Regions from separate parts of the Homo sapiens genome. Here region 1 is linked to region 2. The links are chromatin contacts, found by Hi-C or POLR2A ChIA-PET in ENCODE. All regions are on one chromosome and are shown on one strand. The core of a region is the stretch at or near the end of the contact, and the rest is flanking DNA. Distances in the headings are between cores, read along the strand shown.

Region 1 (2,700 bases), core at 35-2,534, 350 kb after region 2:
AAAAAAAAAAAATTAGCCAGGCTGGGTGGGGTCGCTCACGCCTGTAATCTCAGCACTTTGGGAGGCTGAGGTGGGTGGATCATGAGGTCAGGAGTTCAAGACCAGCCTGGCCAATATGGTGAAACCCCATCTCTACTAAAAATACAAAAATTAGCCAGGTGTAGTGGCGGGCGCCTGTAGTCCCAGCTACTCAGAAGGCTGAGGCAGAGAATTGCTTGAACCCGGGAGGTGGAGGTTGCAGTGAGCCGAGATCGCAGCACTGCACTCCAGCCTGGGCGACAGAGCAAGACTCCGTCTCAGAAAAAAAAAAAAAGAAAAGAAGAAATGAAAAACTAGCCAGGCATGGTGGCATGGACCTGTGGTCCCAGCTACTTGGGAGGCCGAGGTAGGAGAATCGCTTCAGCCTGGAAGGTTGAGGCGGCAGTGAGCCATGATTCTGCCACTGCACTGTAACCTGGGCAACACAGCAAAACCCTGTCTTAAAAACATAAAGGACTAAAGAATAATAGTTTTCTAGGATATATCTTAGAGTTAACCAATTTGGGTTTATTTTATTTGATGCATGGTTTGCTCTTCCAGTATGTAGAGTCATGTCTTCTCCCACCTCCACCCAAAGTGTTAATTGAATTATAGTTGTAAATATTAATTCTATTCCATTACTTTTGTTTTCTTCTTCATGGCATCCAGAAATACATATGTTGGATCTGGTTTGATTATTTTATCACTTTGTTTTCAATCTTTTTAATCTTTTTAATTTTTCTTGGCCTTTCTTATTTCCACACTCTATATCTCACATTATATATTTGGTCCTTACTATTCTTTTTGTTGATTGAGGTCACATTCTCTGGGACGCAGATTCTAAGACAGAGACATGTACACATTTGGAATCGACAGTTGTGACAAAGTGAAAGGAGGAGGATTGGACAAGAGTAACAGCTGAACTGTAATCAGTGATGTGCTAGTAAATAGTTAACAACTGGCTCTTGGGGGAGGAAAGCTTTGATTTGTAACATTTGACAATTTCCAGTGTATAAATATGTCTTTCTTTTTTTTGAGATGGAGTTTCACTCTTTTGCCCAGGCTAGAGTGAAGTGGCGTGATCTTGGCTCACTGCAACCTCTGCCCCCCACGTTCAAGAGATTCTCTGGCCTCTGCCTCCATACAGGCACCCGCCACCAGGCCCAGCTAATTTTTTTTGTATTTTTAGTAGAGACAGGGTTTCACCATGTTGGCCAGGCTGATCTCAAACTCCTGACCTCAAGTGATCCACCCGCCTCGGCCTCCCAAAGGGCTGGGATTACAGGCGTGAGTCACCGCGCCCAATCAGTGTGTAAATATTTATATCATGGCTAACTGAAAATTGGCAACATGATGTTACTGAACATGGAGCTGGAAAGAAATGCATAGTAGCTAATCCCAGCACTTTGGGAGGCCAAGGCAGGTGGATCACCTGAGCTCAGGAGTTTCAGACCAGCCTGAACAACATGGCGAGACCCTCTCTCTACAAAAAAAATAAAAAAATTTGGCCTGGCGCGGTGGCTCATGCCTGTAATCCCAGCACTTTGGGAGGCCGAGGCAGGCAGATCACTTGAGGTCAGGAGTTTGAGACCAGCCTGGCCAACACGGTGAAACCCCATCTCCATTAAAAATACAAACATTAGCTGGGCGTGATGGTGCCCGTCTGTAATCCCAGCTACTTGGGAGGCTGAGGCAGGAGAATCGCTTGAACCTGGGAGGCAGAGGTTGCAGTGAGCTGAGATTGCGCCACTGCACTCCAGCCTGGGCATCAGAGTGAGACTCCATCTCAAAAAATAAATAAATAAAATTTAAAAAATAAAATAAAATAATTAGCCGGGCATGGTAGTGCCTGCCTATAGTCCCAGCTACTTGGGAGCCTGAGATGGGAGGATTGCTTGAGCCTGGGAGGAGGGGATTGCGTGAGCCATGATTGTGCCACTGCACTCTATCCTGGGCAACAAAGCAAGAACCCATCTCAAAATAAAATAAAATAAAATAAAATAAAAATGCATAGTAGCACCCCTTCAGGTATATATAGACAATCTCTAAAGAACAGATAATAGTACATGTAGTAAAATAATTAGAAAGTAATATGTATTGAGTGTTTATTACCTTGGTTTTGAATATTATTTAGTTTTAAGTATATGTAATTTAAGTTTTAATAATGGCTGTGTTTAACAACCTGCTTGCAAAATTCCTAAAACCGTAACAATTGGTTCTCACAAGCCAGTAGGAGCCAGTTCCAGCACACCGCTGACCATGATGCAGTTGCAATAAAGATCTCAGCCAATCCCGTGGGGAGCTTTCAAGTCAGAATCCCCTGTCAGAGTTGTCTCACCCTGAGGCAAGGGCTTCTATATCTTGGCATGGACCTGTCACTACATGCAGATGGATCTTTGGGACAGGGTGTTGCCTTGGGTGGAGGGATTCCCTTTGAGTCCCAGAGAAGGATTCAGCCACCATTACCAGCAACTTGAAGTATGAGTGCTCCAGTCCCGAAGTGGGTATTTAGGGAACATACCATAGCATCCACTACACTTATGTATCCTGTAGTTTGTCTTGGTTTCTGTTTTGGGATAGTATTTTTTTCTGGTATAGTTTCACCTGTCATAACTTATGATTCTTGTTTCTGTGGGGTTTTGTTCTTACTGTAACTTTGTATGGATACTGAATTTTTTTGTT
Region 2 (2,700 bases), core at 64-2,563:
GCACGGAGCGCGGTAAAGGCCGGCGGAGCTAGACGCCCCGAGGTCGGAGTGAAGCGCCGGGACCGAGCCCCGTCTCCCAGGGAGTCCGGGGCGCACGGCACCGAGGAGAGCGCGGGAGCCAACCTGGGCGCATCATGCGCAGGGCCCGGGACGCTGGGCCGGTCTACACCGCCGCCTGGGTCACGTGGCCCGGACGGGCCGGCGGCTGCCCCGGCCGGGGGGCGGGGGTCGCGCCGGGGTTGCGCTGGACGACGGAGAGCGGCGGGCCCGCAGCGGCCTGGAGCCTCCCAACCCGCGCGCCGCGCTGGCCCCCGAGCGTAGGAGCCGCCCCCTGCCCCCCCGCGCCGGCCCCGCGCCCGGCCGCCCGCCCCCTATATAGCGCGCCCCAGCAGGGCCCGCGCCAGGCCGCCAGCCTCGGAGTGGGCGCGGGACAGTGCGCGGCGCCCCGCAGCCAGGCCCCCGCCCCCGCCGCATCCACCTCCTCCGCCGCCTGCGACCCAACGGGCGCCCCCCGCCGCGGCAGCTGCCGCCGGGCCCCCGCGGCCACCATGAAGAAGGAGGTGTGCTCCGTGGCCTTCCTCAAGGCCGTGTTCGCAGAGTTCTTGGCCACCCTCATCTTCGTCTTCTTTGGCCTGGGCTCGGCCCTCAAGTGGCCGTCGGCGCTGCCTACCATCCTGCAGATCGCGCTGGCGTTTGGCCTGGCCATAGGCACGCTGGCCCAGGCCCTGGGACCCGTGAGCGGCGGCCACATCAACCCCGCCATCACCCTGGCCCTCTTGGTGGGCAACCAGATCTCGCTGCTCCGGGCTTTCTTCTACGTGGCGGCCCAGCTGGTGGGCGCCATTGCCGGGGCTGGCATCCTCTACGGTGTGGCACCGCTCAATGCCCGGGGCAATCTGGCCGTCAACGCGGTGAGTGCCCTGGGGGGGGGGTGGGAGCCTCGACCCTGGGGTGGGCTCAGGACCAGGCCTCTTACCCCACCTGGAAAAAAGGGGTGCCGCAGAGTGGGCCAGCCCACACCCTTCACCAGGAAGGCAAGAGCCTCCCAAGGCCAGGAAGGCAACTCTCCAGGCTGATATGTGCTCCCTTCCTGCCCACCTCCTCTCCCCCTCCCCTCATGCTGGCCCACCCTGGTCTCTCTCCAATGCCTGCTACCCCTCCTCTCCTGCCAGAAACTTCTGCCTCCTCCTGTCTCACCTTTGAGCTCCACCTTCCTCCTGGGCCCCTCACCTCTCCCATCACCTCAGTGGAGCGGTTGAGTAGAACCACCAGAGAAAAGCGGGCTGTCATCACGGCTTTGGGTGACCCTGGCCTGTCTGTGCTTCATTGTTCTCAGCGCCTCCATGGGGATGGTTGTGTCTGCCACAGCAGGTGTCAAGGGGCTCACATTTAGAAACCGTAGATAGGAACCCCCTAATGTGGGGCCAGTGCAGAGCAGTTTCTGTTGAGTATTGGTTCCCTCTTTCCCCAACCTGTGCTCCTCCCCTCAACCCCGCACCCCTGCCTCCCTCCCACCTCCTGCAGCCCCAGAGTCAGCCCCCAACCCCATGCAAACTGGGTTCATTAATCAAACACAGAGGAGGATTTGCTTGGCCATTGTCAAGCTGTGAGTCAGCCGCACTGGAGAGACGGGTTTAAGGCTGGCACTGGCATGGGGCCAGGCACGGGCAGGAGGCCGGGATGGGGTGTGAGGCAGGCAAACCGGGCAGCTGCCCACAGGATGGAGGGTAAATGCCAGCTTATGGGGGCTGGGGGTTGGGCAGAGCCATTGATAGGCCCGTGTCCAGGAAAAGCTACCCTGACGCTCTGCCCTTTGGCCACAGGCCTGAGCTTCAAGCCTGTGCAAACTATGAAATGTACAGTGTCTTTAACAAATGGCTTCGCTGGGGCGATGTCCACAGGACTTGGCTTCCAGGTGCCAAGGTGCTCTAAGTGTCCCTGGAGGCCAAAAGCCCTACTCCCCGAGCCCCTGGCTATACAGCCAGAAGGTGGCCGGGGTCCTAACCCGCTATCCCCTTGCAGCTCAACAACAACACAACGCAGGGCCAGGCCATGGTGGTGGAGCTGATTCTGACCTTCCAGCTGGCACTCTGCATCTTCGCCTCCACTGACTCCCGCCGCACCAGCCCTGTGGGCTCCCCAGCCCTGTCCATTGGCCTGTCTGTCACCCTGGGCCACCTTGTCGGAGTGAGCAGTACCGACATTGGGCTGGGGTGAGGGTGGGGCAGGCACTCAAGGCAAATAATGGAGCCCTGGAGCGGAGCCCACTTCAGATGGATGAGTCCAGCAGAGTTTAAGGCCTGGATTTAGGGCTCCTGGACTCTGGCCCTACTGGGCCCCAGAATTGATCCCCCCAAAACCTCTGGGCTGAGGAAAGATGGGAGTAAGTAGGAGGTGGGATGGGACAGGAATCAAACCCAACCTCAGAGCAGAGAAGAGAGGAGGGCGTAGTTAAGGGTCCATGGTTAACCAAGCAGCTGGGATCCTTGGAGGGAGAGGTTGCCAGCCTGAGTTTGAGACCTGGCTGAGCCCCTGGACTGCAGTGTAACCTTGAGAGAGTCCAGATTCTGTGGGAGTGGACCAGGATGTTGCCTTTCTCTCCACCGCCCTGTCTCTATCCAGATCTACTTCACTGGCTGCTCCATGAACCCAGCCCGCTCTTTTGGCCCTGCGGTGGTCATGAATCGGTTCAGCCCCGCT

What was found. A loop is a pair of places that touch in the nucleus more often than their neighbours do. ChIA-PET counts read pairs that join two places held with the same protein, here RNA polymerase II (POLR2A). Pooled maps may share reads with other maps.
Region 1: a map with no recorded cell type shows a loop between it and region 2 (2.3-fold over the local background). The contact joins the enhancer-like site here to the promoter of AQP5-AS1 in region 2. A Hi-C loop is called at or near these places in 1 of 168 maps with a recorded cell type or tissue (mammary epithelial cell), 2 of 37 single-sample maps with no recorded cell type and 9 of 50 pooled maps. POLR2A ChIA-PET finds 5 or more read pairs at or near these places in 2 of 52 experiments (Panc1 and activated T-cell).

What each region holds. Positions count from the first base shown.
Region 1 is chr12:50,311,112-50,313,811 of GRCh38, forward strand. No RefSeq gene overlaps it. Among named protein-coding and RNA genes, the nearest start is that of LIMA1, 29 kb to the left of the region's middle. Within about 2 kb of position 1,285, at least 2 of the 41 ENCODE cell types and tissues checked have a DNase peak (open chromatin) inside an H3K27ac peak, as active enhancers do.
Region 2 is chr12:49,961,470-49,964,169 of GRCh38, forward strand. AQP5-AS1 (AQP5 and AQP2 antisense RNA 2) reads right to left here and starts at 1,314. Exons shown (of 3, transcript NR_110591.1): 1 at 1,198-1,314. It overlaps AQP5 (aquaporin 5), which reads left to right and starts at 403. Exons shown (of 4, transcript NM_001651.4): 1 at 403-911; 2 at 2,023-2,187; 3 at 2,623-2,700. The coding sequence starts at 549.